4 separate regions of the Mus musculus genome follow, and regions 2, 3 and 4 are each linked to region 1. A link is a loop called in an ENCODE intact Hi-C map of the cell type or tissue named here. Cell type or tissue: heart. All regions are shown on one strand. Links, peaks and the distances in the headings refer to the core of each region. The heading gives the core; the rest is flanking DNA.

Region 1 (7,565 bases), core at 1,062-6,061:
TTGATTATTATTCATTTTCTTCATCTCCCCCTCTCCAAGGCTGGGCTTACAGGCATGTACCTCTGCATCTATGGGGACAAGGGATTGAGCTTAGGGACTTGTGGCTTTGTGGCAACCACGTTACCCCTGATCTAGCTCTCCAACTTTAAGGTAATACTTAAGGAACCCAGAAGATGCTTGGTTAAGGGTCTATCCTTGTATTTGAGGGTCTCCGAACCAAGTATACTGTCTGAAGAGAAACGTGTATGGGCAGAGAGAGGGGTCCTACTGCAAAAGGGATAGGAGGTGGGATGGGCCAGTTCAGGCTCAAATCACCTAGTTGCAGCTGAGAACTCCCAAAATAGTCCATGAGTCAGAAGCAGCCCTCCCCATTCCCCCGGCGCTTCGGGTTCTAACCCACTTGTCCATTCCCCAGCCTAGAGCCCATCTCACCATCTTGGTTCCGGTCAAGGCTGTGAAACATGAGCAGAAGGCGCTGCTCCCGTTCCTGCAGGTAGCGAGTAAACTCCTCCAGGCTGAGGCCACCATCAGGATCAGCATCCCAGTCAGAGGAGACACCCTAGCAGAGGAAAAAAGGGGACACAGGGACTCCAGCAGACTGCACCCCCACAGGGCGTGTGTGGGGAAGACAGCTAGAATATGCCTCATGCCTCAGGAGCTCAGAGCCCCAGTTCCTCATGGAAGGGAGCAGCCCCAGGCCATAAGAAGAATCTGCCTCTTGTCTCAGTCCCTAGGCAGACTGAGGACTCTACAGAGTCACAGAGGCAGTTCAAGGTCATAGTACTGGGAAGTGGCAACCTGGGGGCACTTTTTGGTCAATTTTGAGACACCTGTCTCATATAGCCCAGGCTAGCCTCACATTCTCTGTACTGTAGGACGAGACCTTGAACTCTGATTCTCTCTCATTCATTACCTTGTTTCCCAAATTTGCCCACCCAGATTTTCCTTATAAAATCCTGTCTCCTTGGCAGTCTTGTTGAGGAGTGTGTGTGTGTGTGTGTGTGTGTTTGTCCTGTTAGAAACAGTCGTGGTTCATATAAGGCCCAACAGCCATGGGGCCTCTTTATATTCCTATCCAAAAGTTGGACCTTAGACTCAAGGTCAACAAAAATGCAATAGGTCTGTTTTAGGGAAGGCTAGGGGCTCCATGTCCCCTGTCACACGGAGAAAGGGCCAGTTTTTGCTGCTCCCCACTGCCACCTCCCATACTGGAGCTAGAACCTAGGACCTTTGCACATGCCAGGAAAGCACTTTACTGCTAAACTGCACCCCTACCTCAAATTCCTTCCTAGACAGGTCAGACCCCAGTAGAAGCAGAGTGACCTCAGATGGACTGACTCCCTAGCTGGAGCAGCCTGGGGCAACTGGCCAGGTCCGGGAAAGAGCCGGCTGGCAGCAAATGTAAATAAGAGACTAGGAGAGCTGGCTAGGGGCTCTGTGTGTGCTCCAGCAAGGATGTGAAGTTGTGTTAGCTGCAGGTGGGAGCGGGTCACCCCTCGGATTGTGCACAGAGCAGAGGAGGGTTTGGCTCTGGGCCGTGGAGGGGAAAGCGTCCCGCTCTGCAGTCCATCCCCCCCAGTAGGCATCCCACAGGGGGTGGGGGAGGGGGCGGTGGGGGGGGGAGGGGCCGCTGGGTCCTGGCAACCGCAGCCACTGCAGGCCTGGAGCCTTGGCAGCCCTGTTTCGCGACGTCAGGCCAGACGCGGGTGGACAGAGGGAAGGGAACCTAGACAGAGGTGGTGGGGTCCAGCCAACAGGTAGCCTGTGGCTGCCGTAGCCGCGGCATTAAGGGGCACCGGTTACGGCGCGGGCGGATCCTGCCGCGGTGGTCGCTGCCCATAGTACCTGCTGTGCACGGTCCGGATCTCCCCTTCCCAGCCTGGCCAGCCCCTGGCGCAACTCGTGCACGTCCACGCGGCCGTCCTTGTTGCTGTCTAGTTCCTCGAACAGGCGACCCCAGCGCTGCCGCCGCTCCGCGTCGCTTGAGCCCCCCCGCATGGCGCCCGCCCAGGGGGGAGGGGAGGCCCCGCAGCGACGGCCTCGGCGGGGGCTTTCTGGCTCCCCCTCCCCCCCGGGGTCCCCACAAAGCCAGCTCCCGCGCCCACCCGCACCGCAGCCTCTTCAGTGCGGGGCCGAGCTCCGGCACTTGCTGGAAGTGATAAATGCTAGTCGTCCCCGCCCGCGCCAGAACTTGGTCTCCTCCTCCGACCCGCATTACTTGGGGGAGGGGGCTGGGGGCGGAGCAGGGGGCGTGGGGAAGCATTCTAGGAGGCTCTGGTTTTGCACATCTGACAGCGCATTCCTGGGACGGTAGGAGAGGCAACCGTCTTAGTACTCTGCTTGCCTCAGTTTACCCTTTTTTCCTTAAATGGTTTTGGTAGGGAATTGTCAGGAATTGGATTCGTAATCTTGTTCATTTACACCTTCCTCTCTAACGGATCACTTATCAGAAATTCAAGTTTTTGCTTCTCCCAGGTCTACGCAAAGAATTCTGAACCAGTTTAAAAGCTTCTTTCGCCCGCCTGCTCTAGTTAGATTCCCCAGTCGATGATAGAAACAGCAGATCAACAAAGAGGTGTGGGCTCCCTCCCCAACACTTCATTCCGCCCGCGCGCCTCCTTTTCTTGGTGACACTCGGAGAGAGAAACGCAAGGTCAACGAGCGGCGCGGCTGCAAAGTTAAATCCTTATTGGTCAATGCGCCCTAGCTGCGGCGGTCCGCTCTACCTAGGCGGGGCTTCCCGGTTGACCCGCCGCGGCCTCCTGTCCCGCAGCTCGCAGCCCGCTAGGCATTCTTAAAGGGGCCGCGCCCCAATTCAGACTCTCTGAAGGCTGCTCTTTGCAGACCTGCCTGGAAAGGGAGTCGCGGACCAGTATCTCCCGCGCCACTAAAGATAACGATCAGGAGGAGGGGCTCTGGAGGCGGGGCCTCAGCCGGCGGCTGTGGTTGCACCTGCTGAAGTCCCGCCCACAAGTTTCGGGTGCAGTTTTTCGTCTCACCGTCAGGGGGAAGGGCGTCCGTCTGACCGCGAATAATAAATAAGAGCTCACATTGAGTGCGTTGCGCATGCCAGAGCCCTTCACTCGCTGCTCAGTAACGAACCTACCCCAAACCCTGTGAGGTAGGTAGGTGACACTAGCTTTTCCCACGCTACAGTGGAGAAATCAAAAGCTTCAAATCTTAGTCTGGATTCCCATTTAGGGCCAGAGCAGAGATTTAAACAGAGTTTAAACCACCACTCCCAGGAAGGGACGACGCCTCATTTATTTATTTATTTATTTATTTATTTTTCTTGTTCAAAGACACAGTCTCTCTATGTAGCCACGGAATTTACTATGTAGACCGGGCTGATCTGGACCTCACAGAGCTCCACCTGGGATCTAAGGCGTATGCTACACTACAATGGGTGTTGTATATAGCCTTGTATGTGCTAGATAAACTAGCCACAGAACTCCAGCTGCAGCTCTATGGCTATTGTTGTTATTGTCCTTTTGAGCCAAGGTCTCTGTAGCCTCGCTGGCCTTGAATGTGCAGCAGTTCGCCTGCTTCGGAATCCCAGTTGCTGGGACGGCAATCACGTGCCATCATATCCGGTGCATGACCACCTTTTACCCAAAGATACATCCAGAGGTCATGCGGTCCCCACCCAAGCTGTGCCCATACATCTGTGGTGAACAGGTGAAAGTCCCACCCACTCCCTCTACCAGCTACCAGATGTTTCCATGCATAAGAGTTTCTGTGTGGGTGCCGTGGGACATCACTACTTCTGCGCAGACGCCCCAAATCCATGCTTCCTCACAGACACTTCCCTGGCAGGTGGACCTCATACGGATGTTCTTCAGTGTGGACATAAGGCCTTCCGTTAAGCTGGGCGAGATTCTGCACAGATCTTTGTCCGGTTTTTTTTTTTTTTTTTTTTTTTTTTAATACCGCACGGGTTTAATCTAAGCAGGTGTTCTGATTACACTCTGACTACAAGCCTACATGTATCTTTCTACAAAACTAGTCCTGTACAGGTTGGTTGATTTTTTTGGTTATGGGATGAAAATGGAACCCAGGGGTCTCAGGCATGCTAAGGAGGAATTCATGGCTGAGTAAGGGGCGATCCAATCACTAAGACATTCTTGGAAGGCGACCTTCACTAGGCCATTTAAGGCAGGGGTTCTGGCCCCGAGCCACGCTCCCAGCCCCTTTTACTTTTGAAATAGGGTTTATTCAGGCTGGCTTTGAACTTGGGGTCCTCCTGCCTCAGCCTCCAGAATACATTTAGAATACAGGTTAGCATTCCCAGGTCTGACTTCAGGGTGTGAGTTCTTCAGTGTTTCCCATCGGAGCCCGCCTCTTATAAGTGTGTATCTTTCTGGAGTGTCGCCACGCCCCCCGCCGGGGTATGCACCCCTGTGCTTACACCTGCTCATTTCCGCCCTCTGCGGTGCTCCGGGTCGCAATGGGGTTCCCGTTACAGGTGCTCTGGCGGCGCGGCCCCGCCCTCTTCGCCCCGCCCCTCTCAGCCAGGCTCAGGTGCACAAGCCGGAAGTGCGCTCTTTGCCCAGGTGGGTGACTAAACTTTCCGGGTCACGTGAGCGGGCGGGGCGGGTGGGATCTGGAGCGACCGGGTGAAGGACGGAGACTCGGGGTTCCAGCTGGGAACCCGGGATTGGGAACCTGAGCGAAGTCCCTCTCAGACGCTGGAGTCAGGTAGGGAGGCAGGGCGCGCAGCCTGTCCTGTCCCCACCTCCTCCTTCCCTTTTCCTGGCCCAAGAATGCGGTCGGGGAGTTAATCTTTAATCTCTGACCCTTGGCGCCGAGGGCGGGGAGCGCACTCCAAGATTGGGTTGCCTGTCGCTGGGCCCCGAGCCTGAGTCCAGCCCCTCACCCTATGCTGCGCCCTCTCCCCCCCACCCCGGTCTGGTCCCCAGGTCCTGGGTCGCAGGTGCCCTCCTCGACCCAAGATGCGGTAGGAATTGGCGCCTTGGGGAAGTCCTGTCCTTGGCGTCACCAACTCGTCGCCTAAACTCATGGCGACCCCAGGCCTGGGGGTGCTCTTGGCGTTTGGTTTGCCGATGCTGCCCTCCGGCTGGAGCCTAACAGGTAGGTACTGTCCGGGGCAGCGCTCGGGTGGGAGGAGGGTTCCCGGGTTGAACTCAGAAGTGCCGGGCATTTGCGACCCAGAGAGGGCGACAGGTCTGAGGAATGAGCTTGGAATGCGTTTGGAGACCAAGTTTGAAAGCTTCAGGGCTGAATTTCAAATTAGTTTAGCTGACCTGCGAACTTTTTTTTTTTCCAGTTTTTTTTTCTCCAGTTTTTTTTTTTTTTTCTTTTAACGTTGCTGAGGCTCGAACCAGCGTTTTTCTGAACGCTCCGTACCCGCAGCCTAGAATTCCTGAGTCCTTAAGTCTTGTGGAATTTAGGAGCTGGGGGTTGTTGGGCAGAGCCCAGAGGTGGAGGAGGGGAGGGAGAGCCTGGGCACCTGAGTCTGCATAGTTGAGAGTCTTAAGCAGTCAGGGGGACCTGGAGGGAGCCCAGCTGACAGGGCTGGCCCTCCGTAGGTGTGGACCCAGCCAGACCTTCCCTCAGTCTCTAGTTCCAGTTTCGGGAGCCTGGGGGGTGGGGGGACCTTGTGAGTCACATACTCCTGGGAAAGGTTGAGCCCCGCCCAGGTCCTTAAGGGTTCTGGGCCGGAGTGATGGTGGAGGGGGACACGGTTCTGGAAGCCATCTATTCTAATAGGCTAACAATGGTGACTCTGGGTGGTCAGATTATTACCTGCTGGGCTGAGGGTGGCCAGAGAAACCAGCATCACACCCGAGGGTGGAGTGGGTGGCCTGGCTGTACTTGCTGCCTCAATTCCAGCTGGAGACTTTGGAAGGCGTTTTGCAAGGTCTGACTGAGTGGTGTGTAAGTGATAACTAGTGAAGAAGACCCCAGCATGGATTTTTTTTTTCTCTTTCTGTTCCACAGCACCGGACCCTTTCACAAATAGCACAACTCAACCCCCAGGTGATGAGTCCAACGGGGGCCTGGTGAGTTGGGAAGGTGTAAGAAGGAAGAGCAAGTGTGTGAGACCAGAGTAGTATGGGACAAGTGGAGAGACATTACTATTAAAAGACCATGTGCGCCGGGCGGTGGTGGCACACGCATTTAATCCCAGCACTTGGGAGGCAGAGGCAGGCGGATTTTTGAGTTCAAGGCCAGCCTGGTCTACAAAGTGAGTTCCAGGACAGCCAGGCCTATACAGAGAAAAATAAAAGGCCATGTGCTAGGCAGATGCCCTGACTTTTAAATTATTTTTTTTATTGCCTGGGCAGTGGTGGCACACGCCTTTAATCCCAGCTCTTGGGAGGCAGAAGCAGGTGGATTTCTGAGTTCAAGGCCAAGCCTGGTCTACAGGGCTACACAGAGAAACCCTGTCTCGAAAAACTATATATATATATATATATATATATATATATATATATATATACACACACACATACATACATACATACATACATACATGGTTTAGTGGTTTAGTGTAGCTCAGGCTGGCCTCAAACTTCCTCTGTAGTCAGATGACCTTGGATCTTGGATTCTGGATCCTTCTGCTGGGTTAACATGTGTCCGCTATCATGCTGGGTCTATGGGGTGCTAGAAGTCAAACCCAGAGTTTTGTGCATGCCAGGCACGCACTCTACCCACAAAGCCACGCCAGTGGGACTTCTGTGTCCCAGAAAGGTAGCAAGCCATCTCTCCATAACAGTGGACAAGAAATTGTGTCTTGCTGGGAGTGGTAACCCATACATTCCAGGAAGAGAGAGAGAGAGGCAGGTGGAGTTCAAGGCCAGCCTGTTCTACATAGTGAATTCCAGGCTAGCCAGGGCTACTATGAGATCCTGTCTCATAACCAAACACAGTGTCTTGCCTGATGGGCATGGTGATACATACATGTCACCCTAGCACTCAGGAGGCTGAGACAGGAGGATTGCCACAATTTAAGAACAGCCTGGGGTATAGATGAGACCATGTGACAATAAAAACTCTGGGTGTGGTGGCACACACCTGTAATCCCAGTACCAGCTTTGTGGAGGAGGAAGAGGAAGGGGAGGAGGAGGAAGGAAGCAAGTTTAGGATTATTCTTAGCCATATAGTAAGTTCAAGATTATAGGAGACTTTGAACAAACAACAACACAAGAGCCAGGAAAACCAAGAGAACCGTATCTGGTCAGAAGCTCGGACACTCATAGTGTGGAAGGGACAGGACAGAGGTACTGGGTACCAGTGCTCGAGGTGCTGAAGGAGGCTGTCTCTCAATTTGAAAACAGTCCAGAAACCCCACCCAGAAAGCAGACAGGGTGACAGGAGCCCTGGTGGGTGACTTAGGCAGGGTGACTCCATGCAGTTTGGTCACACCTGTCTACTCTCCCTCTTTTTACAGTCTTCAGGGGCTATTGTAGCCATCACTGTGGTCTTTTCCATTCTGGGAGTCCTCCTTATAGCAGTGGGACTGTTTCTGCTCATGCGAAAACTTCGGGAAAAGCGGCAGACAGAGGGCACCTACCGGCCCAGCAGTGAGGAGCAGGTGGGTG
Region 2 (7,565 bases), core at 1,555-6,554, 230 kb before region 1:
TAGGGCCAAAGAAGCAGTCAGAGGTACCAGGGTGCTGGGAAGAGTGGCAGAACCTGCCATGCTGTAAGGAACAAGATAAGGAAACCATGGGTGAATGTAACCATGGAAACCAAGCCTAGAGTGTGGGTGTGAATATGATAAAGTAACCATGGAAACCAAACCTAGAGTGTGTGTGTGCACAAGTATGATAAAGTTGAAGTAAGGTAACTGCCTGATGAGGTAATGTGTGAACACCTTAACTGACCGCCTATCAGCATGGCAGCAGTTAGGGAGGAGGAGGATTGTGGTTCAAGTTCAGAAATACGTGAGACCTTAAGCAACAAACAAAATGTCATTTGATGACAGAACATGAACCATGCGGGTGATCCAGTTCATCTCCACCTTCTAACACCCATGTCACCCACCCATCCATCCATCCACCGTCAGTCTGTCCATCTAGCCATCCACCCACCTATCCACCCACCCACCTGTTGAGGTTTGGTCCGTTGCAATGTATTGCAAGGCTAACACTGGCCCTGGTTGTCTCAGGGTTGGGGAGATCATCTCACACACCTTGCTCCTTAATTTAAAACTACTGGTTGATTAAAGTTGTCTACAGCCTGTAGCTGGGCAGAAGAAAGGTGTTGGTTCCCAGGCTTAGGGTCTGAGGCAGAGACCACAAGGGAGAGAGAAGATGCCGCTGCCATGGGGTAGGTGAGTCATGAAAGCATAGCCACGAGGCTGGCCAATTGGAATCAAGAGCAGCCCAGATGGAGCGTGGCAAGTTATAACTCGGGGTTATTGATGGGGGAGTAGACATAATAGCATCGAGGGTAGACATCTGCCCAGCTCTAGTGCTTTAAGGCTTACTATAAATTTAAGTTTTGTATCTTATCTGGGAACTGAATGTTCAAAGGTGGGTTAGAAACTCACATATGAGATTGAAAATGTAATACAACATCTACCCATCTACCCATCCATCTACTCACCTGTCTGTCCATCCATCCATCCACCCCCACCCCCACCCCCATCCACTAATGCTGGGCAAAGCTGGGCGGAGCCATCCCACACATACTGAAGTTCCAGTAAAGGAGCTCAAAGGCTTAAGCAGCACCCAAGCCCTCTGTCCTGCCAACACTGCCTTCAGGAAGCCCCAAGCACCAGGGTGCCAAGCCTTTAGTCCCACCCCTTACTTAGTCCTGGCTTACTTGATGGGGACAGAGCTACAGCTGACGCGAAGTGACTTCTCTGTGATATTCAGAACCGAGGTAGGAACTATGGCTGGGTCATCTCAGCCCCAGAGCTCCAAACACGGGATGGGAGGTTGCAACATCCATTAGTGCAGTTTGCTGGGGGCTGCATCCTCCAGACAGCTCATCTCATTTTCAACAAGCGTCCATAGTTACAAGCACACAGGGGAGGTGCTGCATTTTTAAAGTCAACGTCAGTTAGTTTAAAAGAAACAGGTGGCACTCGGGAGGCAGAGGCAGGTGGATCTCTGAGTTCGAGACCAGCCTGGTCTACATAGCAAGGTCCAGAACAACCAGGGCTATATAGTGATGCCCTATCTCAAAAAATACAATAAAATAAAGAAACAGGGCTGGGATGCCTGGGCAGTGGCAGAACACTTGCATAGCATATGCAAAGCCAAGCACCTCAATAAATAAATAGGTAAACAAACAAAGAAAGAAAACAAAACCTGTGACTCCTTCTAGTCAAGGACTTAACAAACCAAGCAGCCTTTATACATGAACTATTAATATTATATGAACACACTTGCTATATTAACATACATTCATATATGGATAATCTACATGAATATTTTCATTATCAATGGGAAGGCTGAGGGGGCTCAGCAGGAGAAAGGAGCTTGCTGCTAAGCCTGGTAACCTGTGTTTGATCTTCAGGGCCATCTCCTGCTTGTCGTCCTCTGATCTCTAATGTACACACCATAGCCCATGCAGATGTTGCAGATGTTCACACACACACACACACACACACACACACACACACACACATAATAAAGATTTTTAAAATGCCACTACTAATACAGTCTAAAGTGCCAGGGATACTTCATGCAGCAAGAGAATGACAGGCTGTATTTTAGAGGGCCAGTGTGTTGACAAGTCCTTCACAGCCCTGTAGTGGCCCTGGGGCTCAGGTATCCACAGTGACCCACCAGACAGGCGGTAGGCCTGATGCTAACAGCCTTAGATTCCTCTCTCTGAGGCCTGAGCCCTCCTTCTCCAGTGGGAGTGGATGAGTGGCCACACCTGGGTGGATTTTCTAGTCCATTCAGTCCCTGAACCCAAGCTCCACTGAGGACCGGCAGGGACTCAGCCAGAGCTCAGTCCCATCAAACAGGCACCTTCACAGGCTGAGGCTGACGTTAAAAACTCAAACAGGAAAACATTTTAAGAGAAGTTTTACGTCATTATTATTTTATTAATATCATCACTGTTCTAGAATTGTCTTCGCTTCACTTTAAGTTTAAAGCTCATTCCACTGGCAGGGAGATGCGCAGGTAAGGGCTCTTGCCACCAAGTGTACTGAGCTCCCAAGATCAAGTGCTGAAGGGAGTCTCCTGTAATCTGTCCTCTAACCTCCGGGGGTGTGTGCACGTGCAGTATAGTCACACACAATAAATACACGTAAAAATTTAAATCGGAAAGCAAATCACTTTTGACAATAAGAAAAGAGTCATCTGACTCCCGAGGACCTGACGGCCACTTCTGAGGAGGGACCCACTGTCCTCTGCGCCGTGGCCCCAACTGAACTCTGTTCCCTTCAAGGAAAAAGGGAGCAAAAAGTAGAAGCAAGCCAGGGCTGGAGGAGTGGGGGTCATCAGGGTCAAGAGAGGCGAGTGGTGGTTATGATTACAACACATTATACACACAGGAGAAGGCCACACTTATGTACATGCTAATAAAGTTACATTTATTAACACTCAATCGTTGTAGGATTTTTCCTGGGGGACCTGAGTACCGGAGTGTTCCGGAGACGTACTAAAGTAGGGGTGAAGTCTCAGGAGAGACAGCGGTCCCAGCTGTTTCTTGGTGCGTTCCCCGCCCCAACTCCCCTCCCCGCCACCCTAGGGGGCTCTGTCCGGAACCGAGCTCTCTAGGGTCCAAGGAAACAACCGCAGCCCTAGCGAATCCCAACTGCGAACTCGGATATGACCCATGGAAAGGGGCGAGGAAGACAATCCGGTGTTTTGGGATGTGCTGCCTGTGCACAGGAGGGCTGCGCACGCACTCTCCCGGCCTCCTGGATCTTCCTACAAACGGTTCACACAATATTTTCCTTCGGGAAAGTTTTCTAGATTGGGGATCTCGGCAAAGAGGACGCTATGGGTGCGCTTGAGCTTCCCGGAGCGGCATGGTAAAGGACCCCCAAACGCAGCGGTGTCGGGTTCCAGGGGAGAGTGGTCCGAGGATTTGGGGCGCCGGGGGTATTTGGGATGGGCAAGAAAACGCGAAGGGAGGAGTTCCTTCCAGAACAGAACAAACGCAGTGACTATTTTGGTCAAAGCACAAGAAAACGGTGCCGGAGCCCCCAAATCCTAAGTCAAGAAGGAAACCCGAGGGTCAGAACTATGAGGCAAGCAGAAGAGTACCCTCGGAGTTAAGTACATGGATAAAAGCCAGAACCCCGATTTCATAAGTATAAAAGGGAGACGGTGCCTCTGGGTTTTCAGACTTGGACGAGAATGGCTGGCTCTGTGGGAGCCCCCAACTCAGGTTTTAGGGGGATGACAGCAAGGAGCGGGTTTGGGGCAACTCCAATTCAGGCTTTGGGAGTAGTCAAAGAGAGGACTGACTAGTTTGAGGGCGCCTCCGAGTTTCAGGTGTTGTGGAGTAAGAGACAAGGAGGGGTCTTCTGGAGTCCCCGCTCCTCAAAGTCAGATTTAGTGCGTCAAAGGCGAGAAGAGATCGCTTCACTTTACAAACTTTTGAGAGTGTGAGAGGGGTTCCACCCAGCCCAGGGCTCCCCCAAATCAGAGGCGCCTATCAGGATTGGATGAGGTTGGCGTCTGCAAAGTTGGGGCGCCGGGTCCGGCCGCGCCCGCCCCCGCGACCCCCCTCCAGCGGGGTCCCCCCCCCCTCCGCCACCGCCCCCTGCCCCGGCCCGCACCGCTCACCTGGAGTTCGGCAGGGAGTTCCGGTAGCGGCTCCCGCGGCGTCGGCCGCTGCGTGTCGCTCCGCGTTGGTAAGTAACAGTCTCCACGGCTACAGTCTCTATGGCGGCGGCGGTGGCGGCGCCGGCCGCTCCTCCTCCGGCTCCCGCCGCCCTCCCGCCCGCCCGCAGCGCCCGCCCGCAGCAGGCGCCCGCCCGCCTCAGCCTCGCGCTGCCCTCACGGGGCGGGGCGTTGCGCCCGGCAACGGTTACCAAGCTGCACGCCCCGCCCCCTCCAACGGCCCGCCCATGCCCGCCTCCAACGGCCTCGGGGAGGGCGGGCGATCTCCCCATTGGCTTTCATAGTGCCCGTCAGAGGTGAAGGGGCAGGTCCTTGGGTAGAATACCAGCCAATCGCTGAGAAGGAGGGCGGGGCCTGGCGGGAGGCGCGCGGCTCCCGGGAAGGGTTGGCTCTAAGGAGGTGCGCGAGGGCCCACTGGTGGCAGTGCGTGTTTTGCGGAGTTACGGTGATTCCGCTAGACCGGAGGCGCTCACCGTCTAAGGGGAGCAGCAGACTCTGGCCTTGCGCCTGCTCTTTCATGGTCCACAAACTGAAAACTTTTTTTTTAAAGATTGTTGTCTATGCGTGTGCATGCAATGCGCATGAAGACCCGAAGAGAGCGTTGGATCGCCCTGGAACCAGAGTGACCGTCTGCTATGAGCCGCCTAATTGAGCAGGGACCGATCCCGGGTCCTCTGCAAGAGCAGAAGCCTCCTCTCCAGCGCTTCTCCTTTTTTTTTTTTTTTTTTTTTTTTTTTTGAGCCGGTGTCTTGTATACACTCACTACACCGCTTAAGCTGGCCTCCAACACCTGATTTTCCTGGCTCCATCTCCTAGTGCTGGGATGATGGGTGTGTGTTCACCAGTCCTGGCTAAGCTGACAACTCCTCACCCACCCCATCTCGCTTCTCTGTCCTCTCTGGTTCATATATATATACAGGTCTCAATGTGGACTCTTCATAAAGCTTATATTTTGGTGGGATGACACAAACAGAATGAAAAGTTAACGCAAAAGGAAAGGTTTAAACCCAGAGACCCAAGTGCGGAGGAGCTGTCAGACCATAGCTCCATTCATTCATTCATTCATTCATTCATTGAACGTCCAATTGCACCAGTGAACATGGGTAATTTGGGCTTATGTGCCCAAAGCGGTGAGTCAGGGTCTTGCTAAGTAGTCCAAGCTAGACTAGATTCCCACTATGTAGTCCAAGTTAATGTTCTTTTTGTCTTAGGTCCTTGACTACTAGGGTGAGAGGCAGGTGCCACCAAGCATTTGTGCACAGTCTAACTCATGAAATCCTGAACTTAGGCCGCGAGAAAGGCAGTAGACGCTGCCTCTAGGACTGGAGTTTCCAAAATAAATATATTGGAGCAACTGGAAGCCTGGTGCCACAACACCACTTTGTTGGCTGCCTACACTACAAAGCTAGTGTCCGGTCCCCATCCCCCACCCCCACCCCCACCCCCGTGCTGAGAGACCCAGTCCCATAGACTCAACTGTAACTATCATGGAGGCAAATGGCTATGCATGAATGAGCCTGAATCTGTTTGGACCAAACTGTGGCCCTTCAGAACTCATTGGTTTTAGAGACTGAGAAGTGTGTCCCCAGAGCTCATGGGTTGGAAACCTGGTCTTTAGCAAGGAGACTGTGGAAAGAAGTGCAGGAGGGTTTCTAGACCTGGGACACTTGTGGATGGGAAGGAAAGAGAACCTCTCATCTCAGCCACACACCTCAGAGTTCTAAGCCTCTCACTCGCTGACGATACAGCTGGCTCACTCCTTACATAGAGTTTTAGTATTTTTACATTTATTTCTTTAGGATGTGATATGTACATGATATGATACACATGTGATCAGATGACAACTTGTGAACACTTTCTGCCTTTCCCCTGTGTCCTCCAAGGATCATTCGGCTTGGCAGAAAGCCCTGTTCCCCTCTTCCAAACATATGTTTTTTATGTTAGAGTAACAATGGCAGGCAGGAGTCAGGGTTTTTTATTTTTTTGTTTTTTGTTTTCCCCCAGTTTTTTTTCCATGTCAACTATCCAGGATTCACCTGTGAGTTTACTTGGGTTTCTCAGAAACCCCTTTGGAAGACAAGAGCTGTGAATCTGCCAGGTCCTGCATGGCCTTGGTGGGGACAAAATGACATGGTTCCTGCCCCTGGGACAGGGCCATTGGGCATGGGCCTACTAGAATGTCAATGGCCGCTTTGGGTGTAGGGCTCCTTTGGATAACAGTGTACACATTTTATGCCCTTCCTTCAAGGAGTGTCCTGCCTGTTACTGTTAATGACTCCATGGTAGTTAGAATACAAGTCCAGGAGGTAAAGATGAGGCTAATGTATCATAAATGGTGAGCCTTGGAACCTTCAAGACAACCCTTAAGGCTGTGGAAAAGAACCCTAAAAACATGAGTTCAAAAATATATAATTTCTCAAAAAGAAAAAAAATATAGATATCAAAAAATATAAGGATGCAATATGAAACATGAAGGGCTTCAAGAATCTAAAGGAACAAGGACAGCGGTGCTGTGAGCCAACTTGTCAGAAAGATACTAAACTAGGAGACAAGGAGATTTAGGGAGTGGTGATCAAAGGAGATTCCACCCAGCTACATCTTTTTGTTTATGCTTACAAAGGCAGACAAACACCTGAGTTCAGGGTCAGCCTAGAATAGAGCAAGGTTAGGCCCAGGTGTAATACAAATGGTAATTTCAGGATGGGTCCCACCCAGCTGGTTTATTCTCTGTGCTTAACAGAGGCAGGCAGATCTGCAAGAGATGAACTATTCAGAGAAAAACTTTATAATAGCAAGAGAGAACTGTCTTGTGCAGAACTTGAGAGAGAGCTGTCTGGAGATTTCCAGAGAAAGCAGACCAGAAAGGAAAAAGAAAGCAGAAAGAGAGGAAGCAGGCTGGAAAGCTGTCTGGAGTAGAGCATAGGCTGCCAACTTGGACCCACAATTTGACTTCAAGTAGTTTGTTTTTGCCACTTCTAATCACCCCTTCCTCAGAACCCCTCTCTCCAAGCTGAGGCTGGTCCTTGGCAGAACCCACTCACATTCTATGACTATTGTGAAGACTCAGAGCAGCTCCGCTCCACAGAAATTGGCACCCAAATGTGGCGGGGGGTGCAGGGGGAATTCTTTCTGTCTCTTAATCATCATGCTTAAAGTCTTTCGTTGGAAGTTAAGACAAGATTTCACTGTGTAGCTGCCCTGGAACGTGCTCTGTACACCAGGCTGGCCTCGAACTCAGAGATCCACTTGAGTCTGCCTCCCAAGTGCTGGGATTAAAGGGATGTGACACCAATACCCAGCTTTATATTAAAAATAGTCTTATTCTAGCCGGGCGTGGTGGCACACGCCTTTAATTCCAGCACTCGGGAGGCAGAGGCAGGCAGATTTC
Region 3 (7,565 bases), core at 1,676-6,675, 110 kb after region 1:
AAGTTTAAAGCCAAATCTTGTCGTGGCTTATATAGATTTTAAACTTACAAATCCTTAGATAAGAGTTTACAGCATAATTTTTTTTTAAGATTTATTTATTTTATGTATGAGTACACTGTTGCTGTCTTCAGACACACCAGAAGAGGGCGTTGGATTCCATTACAGATGGTTGTGAGCCACCATGTGGTTGCTGGGAATTGAACTCAGGTCCTCTGGAAGAGCAGTCAGTGCTCTTACCTGCTGAACCATCTTTCCAGCCCCTACAGCATAATCGTAAGATATTTTTTTCTTTTTCTTTTAGAGATCAGAGGGAAAAGAAATCAGAGATAAAAGTATTTTTAATCATAGGGAAGTAGAAATAAGAGGGTTTGGGAGCACAGAACACAGCGAGTTTAGATGGAAAATATTTGGGAATCATTTGTCCATGGCAGTGAGAATTTGGAAATCAAACGCACCAAATTCTGGCCATTGAATGAGGCCAACTTGTAGTAAAATTTGAGTTCACAAAGTTAAGTAAGAGAGAGGGAGAGCATTTACATTAACGCAGGCTGGCGGAAAGCTAATGGCCCAGTCTATGTGGGTCAACTGTAGGAGTCAAAGCCACTTAGATGACACAGAGGGCTGGGGAATTGGACTCTAGAATTTGGAATTAGATTTGCAGACAAATGACCAGTACATACTTGTGGTGTGGTCGGCAGATGCTGCAGCAGGAACAGGTGTGTATGTTGTGAGTGCTATAGTTTCTGCTCCTAACAGGGTTCACTCTGACTTGTTGCAAACTTTCAGGCAAGACATTAATGCAGTGTGTGTGTGTGTGTGTGTGTGTGAAAAAAGAAAGGAATAAAGAAAGGAGAAATTCTTCATGTTCTCCCTGATTGGTTGGGCTGTATACTGAGGCCAGATTCAATAAGTTTAGAAACTAGATGAAGAGTCCGGAGATTATGAGGACACGGTTCAGGAGGAAGAGGAATCCCAGGCCTGGGTCAGAAGTGTCCCAGAGACCCAGGGAGACTGAACTGAGAAGGCATAAGCTGTCCGATGGGTCGTCACCTATCGTCTGCATGAGCAGACACGGTTTACCTGATACTAGGATTTTCAAGAGAAGCCAAGAGGATGAGAAACTGTTCCGGAAAAATCGAAGCCTCACCCAGGGAAATGGTTAGACTCAGAGAATCATTTATGCCCAGTTAGAGAGAAAACTCACTAATTGTTGGGGTTGGGTGGACTGCCTAGCAATCAGTGGACCAGAAAGCAGATTGGAATTGTGGGAGAATAGATTTAATTAACAAAGAAAAAGGAAGTGGGGAGTAGGGGGTTGTGTGTGTTTGAATGAGTGGGGTGTGGTGATGAGGTGGGATGTGGGGGGGGGTGGTATCTAGCAGGTAGCCCCCTGTTTCTGAGGGTGTGTCTCTGAAGGATACTGGAGGAGGCTGCCTTCATGGTTGCTATGCAGTGAGTATATTGGCTTCCCCTCCTGTTCCTGCCTTCCACCGCCCTCAAAGCAACCTGACCAGTCAGTCCATTAAGGATGGAAACTTCTGAAGCCAAGACAGGAATGAGAATCTTCTTCTTTTTACATTGATTTCTGTAGTTTGTGACAGCAATGAAAGCTGACCAACACAACGATGGACGTGTAAATTTGTTTGATGGTCATAATAATTTCATCATGTCAATCAAAATGCTATGCCATGGGCTGAGGGACAGCTCAGTGGGTAAGATGCTTATGTGCAAGAATCAAGATGAGAGTTTGAACATCCAGGCCTTATATGCTAGATATGTATATTGCTTGTATCTGTAATCCTAGAGTCCCTGTGAGGACATGGGAAGTAGAGACAGGAGAAGCCCTGGAAATTTACAAGCTAGGTGGGCTAACCTGCACACACACACACACACACACACACACAGAAGCAGGCTATATCTTACACATAAAATATATATTTAAGAAAGTATTTAACTCCAGGCAGTGGTGGAACATACCTTTAATCCCAGAACTCTGGAGGCAGAAGCAAGAGGATGGATCACTGTGAGTTCAAGGCCAACTTGGTCTACAGAGCAAGTTCTAGGACATCCAAGGCTACAACAGAGAAAAGCCTGTCTCAGAAAAAAAAAAAAAGTATTTTGCTGGGCATGGTAGACCACACTGTTTTGTTTGTTTTGTTTTGTTTTTGTTTTTGTTTTTTAATTGTCATCTTAAATCTTGGAAGGCTGAGACAGGAGGATTATGAGTTTGAGGCCAGCCTGGGATACATAGAGATCTCAAAAAAAAAAAAAAAAAAGAGGTTTAATATACATTTGATAAAATACACTTTAGAAAGTATAGTGCAGCCTGCAGATAGATGACCAACTGCAGCATGAGTCCTGGTGAGCTCCCAGTGATGGGCTGAGACACTGGAGGCGGACAGCAGCAGCTGCTTTTTAGATTATGCTACTAAAGTTTTCTTAAGTGCCGTATCAGAAGACAAGTCAATTGACAAACTTTATCAGCTTTCCACTGACTTAGCAAAAATACCCTAAAACCAGGGAAGGCATGATTTTGCTTGTGGTTTTGAGGTCCAGTCCATGGTTGCTAGTTGGTCTTGGTTGCTTTTAGGCTCACTGGACGATGAAGCCTCTGGCTAGAACTGCTCATGTGCAGACTGTCAGGAAAGAGAGAGAGGTTTGTGTTGTGGGGAGCATGTGAGGAAGGGGAGGAGGGAGAGTGAGGGGGGTTGGGGGGAGGTGGGAAGGGGTAAGGTGGGGAGGGGTAAGAGGAGCAGACAGACAGAAGGGACAGACTGTTGACTTTAAAGGTGCCTCCCCTTTATAACCTATTTATTCTAACTAGTACCTTCTCCCTAGTTTTTGGCCATCCTCAGTCCCTTAAGCCCTGACTGACAATGGTGACATCCAATTGTTTCCCAGGACCCCACAATGGAAACTGCTGCAGTGGGTACCAAGCCTTCAGGAGCGCAGATGCCTGGAACTTACCAACCTGCCTGGGTGTCCTGAGGGCTGAGTTCAGATGTGTGTCACCACCCTCAGCTCTCACAGATGTAAGGGTCCGAAGATTGCTGAAGGAAGATTCCACACTCAGATAGCATGCAAAGACAAAGAACATTTATTTTCCAGAAACATCCAGCATGCTAGGGTACCATTGTTCAGAATGACAACCCAGAGAGAGAGATATGTTTGAGTCCCTTTTATAACAGGACTGCTTAATTGCTTCTGAGATAACAGCACACTTCTAAAACTTAGGGCTACAGAAACCACTAAAGGTTATAAAGAAGATATATACCACAGGACCCTAGGTGCACAAACAGGAGATAAGGTATTGATTGGGTTTGTCTAAACAAAACTTCAAGGATGGCTTAGTTACAGCCTTAAATTTTCCATGACACTGCAAGCTAGTAACCAATGGTGAAAGTTAAGCCAGATCCTAGTGTATATATACGTGTGCATTCTCTGTTATAACCTCTTATTCAATTTATGACTGAATTTATGTGCAGACCTGCAGTGATCTTTTTACCATGTGAACGCATGCTCTGAGAGTTGTACCAGTACTGAGAACAAAGGACAGGGGTAAGTCCCCCTTCCCTTCTCCCCCCCCCCCCCCCATACTTCAACTTCTCTAGCCTCCTGTTGTGTCACTTTGAGATGCTAACTGGAGGCTGTGGGCTTTTAGCCTTAAAACAACTCAGCCAGATTAGCTGCAAGAGCAGAGTACCTTATTAAGTGACTTGTGGCCTAATTTTTGGTGGAGATAAAATGGGATATGGAGAATGAACTCACAGCCATTGGAAGAAACATTTACGTATTGGTGTGTGTGGCATGGGAATACATATGTGCAGCAGCAGTATGTGTGTGCCTCTCTCCTCCCACCAAGTGGGTCCTCCGAATGGAGCTCAGGCTGTCAGGTTTGGTGGGCAGCTGTTTTTACCTGCTGTGCTTTCTTGCTGGCCCAGAAAGAACACGTAAGGTTTGGGGGAACATTTGAGGCCTGATCCTTAAGGAGGGCTGCGTAGGGAGAGGCTTATTTATGGGTTGGTTCCGAGCAGTGGTCCTCAACCCTCCTAATGCTAGGACCCTTTAATATAGCTCCTCGTGTTGCCGTGACCCTCCAACCATAAAATTATTTTGTTGCTACTTCATAACTGTAATTCTACTTCTGTGATGAATCATAATATAAATATCTGATATGTGACCCTTGAGAAAGGGTTGTTCGACCCCCAAAGAGGTCCGAGACTCATAGGCTGAGGACCTCGGTTTTAGAGGGTGGAGTCTTGATGCTGTGACAAAGTCCCTGAGAAAGCGCAACCAAAGGGAGGAAAGCTTATTCAGGCTTGCAGCTCCAGGGTGCCTGTCATTAGGGGTGGGGGGTGGGTGGGGGAGGGGGTGGGGGAGGGGGTGGGGGAGGGGAAGCGGGGAGGCAGGGAGGTGGGATGGCAGGAAGGCAGAGCAATGGCCTTAATATAAGCAGTGGAACCAGGAACACTGGAATCAGTGGGGTGACTGTAGCCGTTTTTTTCTTTCCATTGCCCAAGGGAGGGTGTGGGTTTTCCAACCCTCATAGGTGTCCCCTTTTGTTGACAAGATGACAACAACCGGCACTGTTTGTCCCAGCAGGGAGCTCAACGGCCTACAGCAGCTCTGTCTGTGACAGGGAGAGCTGTTCCCAGCAGACACCAAAGAGAGAGAACTTTGGGAGCGCAGCAAGCAAGCCCCATTCCCAGCCAGGCATTCTGCAAATGCTCCGTCCAGCAGCGCCACCTGCCGGCCACATCCAAGCGCATTCCCTTCCTCCCTTACCAGCTTCTATTAAAAAATGTCTTAGTGTGGATCTGAGTTCAAGGCCAACCTAATCTACAGAGTGAGTTCCAGGACAGCCAGGGCTATATAGAGAAACCCTGTCTTGTAAAACCATCCATCCATCCATCCATCCATCCATCCATCCATCCATTCAACCAACCAACTAACCAACCACTTACCCACCCACCCAACCAGAAAGTCTTAGTGTGTTGGTATGCATGCATTTGCATATACATGTGTGTGTATGTGTGCAGACAAATGTGTGCATGTGTTCTTGTGTTTGGGGTGCATGGTTATGTGCATGTACAGCTATAGGTCAATGCTGGGTATCTTCCTGTACTGCTCTCCATCTTGGTTCTGTGTATGTGTGTATGTGTGCAGACGAATGTGTGCATGTGTTCTTGTGTTTGGGGTGAATGGTTATGTGCATGTACAGCTATAGGTCAATGCTGGGTATCTTCCTGTACTGCTCTCCATCTTGGTTCAGGTTTTTTTTTTTTTTTTTTTTTTTTTTCTTCGAGACAGGTTTCTCTGTGTAGCCCTGGCTGTCCTGGAACTCACTCTGTAGACCAGGCTGGCCTTGAACTTAGAAATCCGCCTGCCTCTGCCTCCCAAGTGCTGGGATTAAAGGCATGCGAGTGTACACCGAGTCACTGCTTCAAATGTGTTCAGGAAAGTCACTGGTCCTGGCCTTCTCTAACCCCTGAAGGCTCTTCTGGCCATGTCCAAAGTGTGTGCTATCTCTAGAGCTGGCCCTATTACTACTGCCATGTAGTGACTTGGGTGAGGGAGAGATGCTTGTGGTAGGCAGAAAAGCTGGCCTGGAGGTCATGAGAGTGGGAGAGCTGGCCCTGCCCCTCACCTACTGCAGCACTTGGGAGAGCAGGCCCTGCTCCTTTCCTGGGCAGCATGGCAGAGCTTTTCCCTGGTCATGTGGTATTGGATGGACTGGCTAGAGGTCAGGAGAGCAGGAGAGCTGGCCCTACCCCTCGCTGGCGGCAGCATTGGGTGGGTTAGGTGGGGCAGTGCTGGAGAACACGTGCTTACTCACGGTGTGGGTGTGGGAGAGCTGGAGGGCTGACCAACTCAGCTCCCACTCAGACTCAGATCCAGGGCTATGAGTTGGCCCACCCCATCAACTATGCCATGAACTGCTGGGCCAGTCCTGCAGATCCAAAGCTGCAGGATCTCCATGACACAGGGCAACAACAGAGCATCTGAGAGGAATCCCAGTGAGGATACAGTATTGATAGTGTAGCAGAAGCCTTGGAACCAGACCAATGACTCACTGTAGTGAACATTTGCAAGTAAATATGTGTGGGCAAAAGGGAATACTGTGGGACACACTATAGCATACACACACACACAAACACACACACACACACACATATATATGTGTGTATACACACACACACACATATGAGGCTGCAAGGGCAGAGGACAGATACAAAGGGATGGGGGAGATAAGAGGGATTAGGATGCATGATGTGAAATTCACAAAGAATTAATAAAAAGTTAAAAAAAATAGGAACATTGGCTGTTGACTCCTGTCTGCTTCCCTTCCCCACAGAGCGGGGACATCAGACCCAGGTCACCCTCCAGCAGACTTCTGAGGCAATGAATGAACGAAGGGGATTGGACTGCTTTGGCCTGGGCTCTGTCATCTCTGACAGGGAGCCCTGAGTAGTCATTACAATATCCGGATGGCCCATCTCCTTTCTCCTGGACACCAGGACCACTAACTTGATCTTGTCAAAGTTTTGGGGACCTACCTCTCCTCATTTTCCTATTGTCAGGGTATGGGCACAACCTTACCTGGTGCTCAAGAGCCTGAGAACCAGATGGCCTGAGCCTTCCTGCAGACCCAGGGACCCACGAGACAGCTCTGGCTGACCCCAAGACCTCAGACTGTGCTCCCCCACCCCTGGAGCAGTGTCCCGCGGCTTCCTCATAGCCCGATACTTGCCAGGCACCTGCATGAGGTAAGAGCAGTCAAAACTTTTTGATGAGAGACAGTCCATGTTTATCCATACTGTTTACTGACTGTTCATTGTGGGAAATGGGTGTGTACTCACTTCTCGGGGTGGACCAGACATGAAGTACCTCTGCAAGAGGGGGGGGGGTGTCTTCAAAGGGAAGCTTATTGGCTAAATCCTCGGGGCCTCTAGTGTGGAGATCTCTGTTCTGGGCTATGTGACCAATGTCGGGAGTGTGGCATGTGTTCCTGACCTGGAATCTTAGTAGGGAGCAGGGAGACACCGAGTTCTGGGTTCTCTGATCTGCTCTACCTTATCAAGTTTCCTAACATGGTCCACTGCCCCACAAAAGTCGTATATTCTACCTATGTGCACGAAGTATATATACATCTTTATGAGAAGCCACTGCCTTCACAGCCCACCTTCAGTTTCCCCTTTGGCCCTCTCTCAGAGGCAACCTCTGCATAATCCTCCACCTGCCCTATACTCTTGCATGAGGCCTGTTGCATGCTGTGATTTTGTCCCTCTGCTTCAATTCATCAAGGTATCCTTCCTTCTGCCTAAAAACCCTAATACTGGCTGTCCCAGAACTTGTTATATATAGACAAGGCTGGCCTTGAATTCAGAGATCCACCTGCTTCTAGGCTGAGATTAAAGACATTTATACCACCAGGTTTTCCCAGACAATCTTTTACTGAACTCAGAGCTCATGGATTCACTAGGGAGGTGGCCATTGGGACCCAGAGGTGCTCCTGTCTCTGACTCCCCAGTGCTGGAATTACAGGCATATGCTGCCATTTCTTT
Region 4 (7,565 bases), core at 1,130-6,129, 190 kb after region 1:
TGGCCATTGCCTATCACAGTAGCTCACACACTCATGGCTGCCTGTAATAGCAACTATCAGATCACTGGGATGGGCCATTTCAGCACCAATTTAAAAGATCACATGGCCCGGTCTACAGAGGGAAGGCCTGTGAGTCAAGATTCTCGGGAGGCTGAGGCAGGAGGACTGCAGGTTCAATGTCAGCCTGGGCTACAGAGTGGACTCAAGGCCCAAACCGGTAAAACTTATTGAGACCTTGTCTTAAAAAGTACAAAGAGGGCTGGGGGTTTCTCAGGGGGTACTTGAAACCCCCCCTGTGAGGGGCTGGGAGTGTGGCTCAGGGATGGAGGTTTCCACTGCCCCCACCCCCCTTAGAGTCCCCTAGTGAGAGGATGGTGGTGTGGCTGTGGTATGGTACTTGCCTATAATTTCTAAGGCAGTGGGTTCAATTTCCAGCAGCATGTACACACACACACACACACACACACACACACACACCCCACACCCATGATGTACCATGTAGCAAGTGACTCGCTTTCTCCCTAGGGCTGCCCCACCCCAACTCACTGCAGGTCCTTGATATTGATGAGGAACAGGACCAGGAAGTTGCTGCTGTTTCTATCCAGAGGGCATTCATGGGAGTTCCGTCTCTGGGGAGTGGACAGAGGGGGCCGGGGTTACAGCGGGCCCATGGATCCAGCCTTGTTCAGTGTGCTTCCCCATCCACCCACAGCTTCTCCCTGCCCCTCCTTGGCTGTAAGCGTACCACGGAGAAGAGAGGCCCCCAACACCACGCCCATTCTCCCTCATCCCTCCCGATGCTCTCCACTCACCGAGTAGGAGCGGACACTGCCAGACCGAACTCTGCTCAAGCTGAACCCCACCTGATGGAAAAAGAGGAGAAGGGAAGGGCTCCCAAACTGTCCTCAGCAGCAGAAGAAACGAAGCCTCGTTCTGCTCTGCTCCAAGACAGGGACTAGCCAGGTCGCCCTGGGTGGTAAGGTACTCACCATATTGTCCAGGTTGGAGTTGAACTTTCAAACTTGCAGCAACCCTACTGCTGCCTCAGCATGCAGCACCGCTACTGGCTCATCTCACAGGTACTGAACACCCACTATGTGCTAGCTTCTCAATGTCCTGCCCCATCCTGGACCCACAACGCTCATGCAGAATGCACTTCCTGATTGGTTTGACCCACCTAAAAGGTTAATGGTGCTGGGCAGAACAGAGCACGCTTGCAATTCCAAGGGCTCTGGACTTGAGGCAGAAGGGGCTTGACTTTGAGACTAACTATATGAGACCCTGTCATAAGAGAAGCTGTCAGGAGAGGCTGCTTGCCAGGCGCAGGAGTGCACGCCTTTTAATCCCAGCACTGTGACGGTGGATCTGTGAGCTCAAGGTCTACATATTGAGTTCCAAGACCCTGTCTTGAACATTACCTCTCTGCCAAAAAAACCACAAGGCCACTCCCAATGGGTCATTTATATCACACCTCTTCACCCAAGGCTCAGGGAATGAAACTGAGGAGGAGGAGGAGGAGGAGGAGGAAAAGGAAGAGAAAGAGGAAGAGGAAGAGTCAAGACTGTAAAGGCAGAGGCTGAGGAGGGCAAGAGGGGAACATTGTCCTCTGAACACAGCAGACTGTTGCTTATGAACTCACAGCAGCTGTGGTTGCCCACACAGGATCGAGTCAGTCAACATTCCAGCATGGAGGGAAGAGGGGTGTTTGAACCCCTACACCTAACTGGGGAGCTGTGGACAGCTAGCTGATAGATGCTGAGTGAGTGAGGGTGTGGCCCCAGGAGAAACAAACAAACAAACAAACAAGAGCACCGGCCTTAGATCCCAGCACTTGGGAGACAGAGGTTGGCAGATCTCTGAGTCTGTGGCCAGCCTGGTCTACACAGAGTTCCTGGCTATCTGGGGCTACATAGTGAGGCCATATCTTTTTTTTTTTTTTTTTTTTTTTTAAAGGACATGAGATTGGGAGGAGTTTGGGAAGGTGGGAATGGATTTTGGAGGAGTTAGGGGGAGAAGCGTGTATGATTAAAATGCATTATATACATGCATATATGTTACATATATACTGGCTGGCTAATTTCTGATCCTCCTGCCTAAGCCAGCAGGGACACTAAGATGACAAATCTGTACCCTCAAACCCAGACTGCATGAGACACTGTATTCATTCTTAGGTGACAGGTGGGGAAGGCTATGAGACTGGCCACAGATCACACCGGTGAGGGACAGAGCTAAGACAGAATCCCAGAACTTGCACACTGAGTCCTCCCATGAGCCCCCTCACCTTTGGCAACTTCTTTTCTGTCTCCTGGAGGCTGAGTCGCAGTAAGCTCAGCTCTACTTCCAGGGAACCATTGGTGTAGAATCCGAAGCTGTTCAGTTGGATGTCAGCTCGCTTCTCCCCCTGCAGGAAACCAAAGACACAGTGGCACAAGGGCACTCTCCCCACCAAGTCCAGCACGACGGCGTGTTTCCCTGAGCGTCTCTATACATTTTTATTCAGGACAGGAGCATGTGAGAAAGCCTTCCTGGGTACATCGTATTGGTGCTGGTGACATTTTCCTACTTCAGTCCGAGGCAGCTAGAGGGTGGGGTTGTGTGTCCATGGGGTGAAACCCTGGCAACCCCATGACAGTCCCCATATAGACGTGCACCACCCCGAGAGCGGGCTACATAGGCTGGTGTGACTAGTTTCGACTTTCCAGAAAAGTTTTCGATTCTATCTGGGCTAAATTTTGAAAGTAGTCTCCTGTCACTCCCCTAAGTGAATTCCAGGAAGATCCTACCAGGTGGTACCCCTTCCTCCCAGGTCCTATGGTTGTTACCAAGTGTTCCCTGAAAGTTTAAGCGCCAGGAGTCAGGGGTCCCAGGAGATGAAGCCCCGCCCTCTAAGCCAGGCCAACCCATTACGAGCACCGGGCGGGGAGACCCCGGGACGAGACCACTAGCGGCCTGCAGTGGGGGGTGCGGCTGCTCCATCCACCGGCGGAGCTATGGGGGGAGACAACGAGGCCAAGCCTGCGGGGCTCACTGTGAGAGTCAGCCGGTGGATACGGCCTGAGCAGCCGCTCAGCGTCAGCACCAGCAGCGACAAGTATCCCCATCGGCACTGCGTTGGGCTCTCGCCGCTGAGCCCCCTCCTCTCGCTCACTGCCATCTCTGGGGCTGCGACTGCCCCCCGAACACAGCCTCTGACGCCTGATAAGGCCTACCCACTTTTCAGCCAATAGTCGCACGACGTGGTCTAGTCACCCAATTAGCAACTGAGATTCTTTTGATTGTCAGAAGGCCTCCCAAATGGGCGTGCTTATCCTTTTCAGCCCCGGCTTTCATACTCTCCAATCGCTAAACAGATTGTCCCGGATGTAGTTTGAGGAACAGGACGATTCACCAATGATCCAGGAACCCATATCCGTCCCTTAAAGCGGAATTCCTTCAGCAACTCTTAACGGTCCAAGACTACATTACCCAGAATATAGAGGGAGCAGATCCGTGCAACGAAGCATGCATAAACTACATTTCCCAGTATTCCCAAGGACGCACTTCCTCTCCCACCCCTCACTTCCCCGATACCCTGCTCCCGGCCAGAAGTGGAGACTTAGTCAACGTACGCGTCTATGAGCTTACCTTGTTTCAACTTTGCTGGGCCACCGAAAAGCCTAAAATTCTTCGCACTATGCTGATCTCTAATCCTCGGCTGAATGCCGCTGTAGGTCCTACCTGAAGACTCCGCCCTAGGCGTAACCTTGCAGCAGCTGAGTTCCCTACTTCAAACTGAAACATAGGCTCCTCAATTCCTACTGAGTCCTCAGATCTGGAAGAGTCCCAGCTGCTGGATCCTAGTTGTAGCTTGCAACTCTTAATTAGATTGCTGACCCTGGCGCGAAGCTTCCCACCGTAGTGTGATACCTTTTTCGTCACTGGGACTCTGAGTCCTTCTCCACCCTCCTCCACCATCCCTCTACCCCACTTTACATCTCAGAGCTTAGCCCACAAGCCACCAGCAGGTGGGGCCAAGGCCTATTGGAGCCTCAGTTCCAGCACTGGCTCCAGGGCGTCTTTCCTCAGAAGTCTAGACTGCTCTTCTAGCTGCAACACAATGGTGTTTTGACACTTGCGTAGCGGCGGAGAAAGCACCTACAGCCAGGGAGAGTGGGGTGGGAGCCAACAGGGCCTCTTCCCTTTTATCCGGGAGCCTTAAGGGGGTTTACAAGGCGTGAAAGGACTTTTATGATTGGGAGGACCCGAAATCCTAAGCCCCAGGGTCCCAGAATCTAGAGGCAGTTCTGATTTGGGCCTTACATACTGAATGAGGCTGGAAAATGTGTAGTCAAGTGCAAGTGCGCGGTGCTGTGCGTGCATGCGTGTGTGTGTGTGTGTGTGTGAGTGTGTGCCTAGCCCAGAACGGTGCCCAAAGGACAACCTGTCCTCTGTTTCTCAGAGGAGACTCTGGCGGGAAGGAAGAGAAGTCAGGATGCGGTGGTGTTGGGGGGTGCTAATGGACCTGGCCTTGGCTGGATGTGCATCCTGGGCAAGATCGAAGTCATCCCATCTCTGTGGCCGGAGGGAAACAGACTATTAGTGAGACGAAATGGAGATTTCTGGAGCCGAGTAGGTCCCCGCAAGAGCCTAATGACCAACCACAGATTTTCCCTGCCATGGAGTGGGGACACGTGGGAAAGACTGCTTGGATTTGGGGTTTTGATCTCTTGACCCTTTATAAAAAAAATGCGAAGTTGAAAGGAAAGGATGAATAGTTTGGGATGGCAGAGGAGAGAAATATGGGGTACAAATTTTGAAAATTAATCGAGGCGTACTTTGAGGTGGCGCATGGCCCTTTAATGGGGGGCGGGGCATCATCTGGACTCCGCCCTCAGAGCCCCCCGCTGGGGGCTCGGCAGAGTAGAGGCGTGGAAAGGCACGAAGGGGCGTTGTAATCTAGGCTGGTGGGCGTGGCCTGGCGGCGGGGCGGGGCGAGGTTGGGCACACTGCCCTGGGGCTGAGTCTCCGGTGGAGGGCGGCGGAGACCCGGGCAGGAGGCGGTGGCGTCCTGGGCGGCAAGAGCAGCATGGATTGGGGTACCGAGTTGTGGGTGAGTCTTTTTCCCCAGTTCCCACGGTTCTCCCTTGCTGGGGTCCTGGCTTCTCCGCTCTTTGTCCCCGAAGTACCTTAGCCCGGACTCCACGCTTTCCCTTGCAGCTGATCCCTTGGGTCCCCGCCCTCTGCCCTCCGCACTCACTCAAAAGTTCCTTTGGGACTTTCAAGACGCCCCGAGGACGTAGGGATACTTTGCCCAGGACCCGCATAGGGAAACTGAGGCACAGAGTTGAGAGGAAGACCATCTGAAGAAGTCCCTGGACCAGGCCAGGGAGGGGGGACAGCTGGGTGAGGTCACCTATTTTGAGCGCCCTGGCCTGGCTTGGAGGCTAATCTTACGGCCCCTGGGTCCCTGCCCGTCGCCCGCCTGTCCGGCTGGGAGGGGGAGGGGACCCTTTGGTCACCTTCTGTCCCACGTGGGGCCTTACCGGGTTCCTTCCCCGCTTACAATTGGAACGCTGAGGGGGAGGGGAAGGGGCTATAGGACTCGGCCCCGGGCGCTGGGCGGAGCCACCCCTTACCCGCCTCTTAACCTCACCCAGGAAGCCCTAGAAGTTTCCCTGAATCCTTGTCGGACTATTGACCCCTCCTCTTTCTGGAGGCGGTGCAATCTTAGGATGTAGTGGGGGTGAGCCACTATAGTGGAGGCATCACAGAAGCAGGGGAAACTGAGTCACTCAACTGAGGATCCCGGGGGATCTTGGCGAGTGGGGAAATTTGGCCATAGAGGCCCCCCGACCCTGCTTCCACGCACTTTGAGCTGCACGAACTCATCCCTTCTGTGCCTGATTTTTGTGCCAAGCCCTCTTGATTTTTTGGAATTTGGAGGGGATTAGAGGAGGGGTGAGGGAACTGGCGTGGTTTAGCCTCCTTCCACACCCTTGCTGGCCACCCCGATTCCGAGAGACCCTGCTGTCTGGTTTGGGGCCCTGGCCGTGTTGTCCAGGCCCTTCCCTGGAGGAGGACATGGGGGTTCCCGCCAGCTTCCTGCCTCCCCTGCGCCACGCCGGGGCGGCGCCTGGGGAAGCCAGCCAGCCCTTGCTGGAACCGCTAAGCCCCGAGAGATTGTCCACCCCACCCCACCTCCGCTGTTCCGGGTCGCTGGGATTTCGGTGCCTCCTACCCAGGTGACCCTAACGTTCCCCAATCGCGCTCCTGCAATCAGGATCAGTTTGAGGTGCTGGAACGCCACACGCAGTGGGGGCTGGATTTGTTGGACAAATACGTGAAGTTCGTGAAAGAACGCGCGGAGGTGGAGCAGGCTTATGCTAAGCAACTCCGGTGAGCATGAGGGTGGGTGCTCGCTGCTCTGGGACTCCAAGGGGAGACCGCAGGAGGTCCGCGTTCTTAGCCTCCCTGCCTCTGTCCCAACCTTTAGGAGCCTGGTGAAAAAGTATCTTCCCAAGAGACCTACCAAAGATGACCCTGAAGTCAAGTAAGAATGGGAGGGGGAGGGGCGAGGGAGGGGCTGGAGGCGCAGGTCTCTCACCTTCTTAGAGGCCACTCTACCTCACACTTCCAGTCCCACCTCCTGTTAGTCTGGATGTCCTAAGGTGGAATTTACTCGCTTCCAGCAGGGAGCCCTTTTTGGTTTGTAAATTCTCAGCTTCTATTTTCCCCTCACTGTGCTGTAGCTGAGTTATTTGGGGGCTTCTTATTCTTTATATATTTTGGAGAGCGAGATGCACCCACTTATCCACAGAACGCAAGTCCTCTGGAAGTCAGAGGACAGTTTGAAGGAGTCAGTTCTTGCCTCTCACCATGTGGATCCCAGGGATCAGACTCTGGTGTTTAGCCACAGGCACCTTTACCCCTTATACCACGTCACCAACCCGAGTTTTTATCTTTGAGATAAGGTTTTGGTTGTCCTGTTACTCCCTTTAGCCAGGACTGGTCTCTTAACCCAAGAGCTTTAATGTATCAGTGACTTTGATTGCCTCTGTTCTCATCTGTGAAATGGGTCTGATGGCAGAACTTACTACTCTATCTTGTGTGTTCGAAGAACTGACTTTTTGTGTCTAAAAGCAGTGGACAAAGCTGGGCGCGTTGGTGCATGCCTGTCATCCTAGCCCCCTTGGGTTGGTTCAAGGCTAGCCTCAGCTATGTAGTTAGTTTGAGGGTAGTCTAGGCTACATGCCACCCTGTCTCAAAATTCTAAACAAACAAACAAACAAACTGGTAGCCAGCCTGTAGTTACTTCCAGAAACTTTAACCTTCATTCTAAACCCTTCCCTTTAAAATCTAAAAGGTGAGCTGGGTATGGTGGCAAATGTCTACTGTCCCAGCACTCTTGATTGGAAGATTGTGAGTTCTGGACCACGTTGGGCCACTTAGTGAGACTGTATTTTGAACAAATACACAAATAAAAGTTTTACTCCAAAAAGCTCCAGAAATTAAGGTAGTTGTTTATTTGGTATATCTAGTTTCATTGGTGGCTTGATGTGAATGCTGTTTCAGGGTTTCCGAGGATT

What was found. Peaks named below come from ENCODE experiments on the same cell type or tissue, not always from the same donor. Only the 100,000 strongest peaks of a DNase experiment are listed, where the experiment ranks them.
Region 2: a loop joins it to region 1, with 7 times the contacts of the local background. A loop is called at or near these places in 8 of 42 quality-filtered maps.
Region 3: it touches region 1 in a loop (6-fold over the local background); 11 of 42 quality-filtered maps call a loop at or near these places.
Region 4: a loop joins it to region 1, with 2.1 times the contacts of the local background. A loop is called at or near these places in 2 of 42 quality-filtered maps.

The regions. Positions count from the first base shown.
Region 1 is chr17:57,057,676-57,065,240 of GRCm38, forward strand. Slc25a23 (solute carrier family 25 (mitochondrial carrier; phosphate carrier), member 23) reads right to left here and starts at 2,188. Exons shown (of 10, transcript NM_025877.4): 1 at 1,846-2,188; 2 at 433-559. The coding sequence starts at 1,998. Crb3 (crumbs family member 3) reads left to right here and starts at 4,556. Exons shown (of 4, transcript NM_177638.5): 1 at 4,556-4,698; 2 at 4,920-5,091; 3 at 5,962-6,023; 4 at 7,415-7,565. The coding sequence starts at 5,019. In heart, for the core only: a CTCF peak has its summit at 2,992; DNase peaks (open chromatin) are centred at 1,486, 2,056, 2,796, 2,936 and 2 weaker places; H3K4me3 peaks cover 4,077 bases; H3K27ac peaks cover 1,714 bases; H3K27me3 peaks cover 2,527 bases.
Region 2 is chr17:56,826,763-56,834,327 of GRCm38, forward strand. It overlaps Rfx2 (regulatory factor X, 2 (influences HLA class II expression)), which reads right to left and starts at 4,246. Exons shown (of 17, transcript NM_009056.2): 1 at 4,121-4,246. In heart, for the core only: a CTCF peak has its summit at 4,611; DNase peaks (open chromatin) are centred at 3,079 and 4,469; H3K4me3 peaks cover 2,601 bases; H3K27ac peaks cover 1,294 bases; H3K27me3 peaks cover 1,822 bases.
Region 3 is chr17:57,162,513-57,170,077 of GRCm38, forward strand. It overlaps Gm33566 (a long non-coding RNA gene), which reads left to right. Exons shown (of 7, transcript XR_876893.3): 2 at 2,591-2,656; 3 at 2,902-3,032; 4 at 3,486-3,558; 5 at 4,600-4,846; 6 at 6,582-6,767. Among named protein-coding and RNA genes, the nearest start is that of Cd70, 17 kb to the left of the region's middle. In heart, for the core only: a CTCF peak has its summit at 4,749 (motif pointing left); a DNase peak (open chromatin) is centred at 4,699; H3K4me3 peaks cover 366 bases.
Region 4 is chr17:57,244,483-57,252,047 of GRCm38, forward strand. Gpr108 (G protein-coupled receptor 108) reads right to left here and starts at 3,207. Exons shown (of 17, transcript NM_030084.4): 1 at 3,029-3,207; 2 at 2,282-2,401; 3 at 813-863; 4 at 547-629. The coding sequence starts at 3,154. It overlaps Trip10 (thyroid hormone receptor interactor 10), which reads left to right and starts at 4,969. Exons shown (of 15, transcript NM_001242389.1): 1 at 4,969-5,089; 2 at 6,260-6,375; 3 at 6,473-6,529. The coding sequence starts at 5,066. In heart, for the core only: CTCF peaks have their summits at 4,006 (motif pointing right) and 5,017; DNase peaks (open chromatin) are centred at 3,289, 3,999, 4,969, 5,539 and 2 weaker places; H3K4me3 peaks cover 4,063 bases; H3K27ac peaks cover 3,741 bases.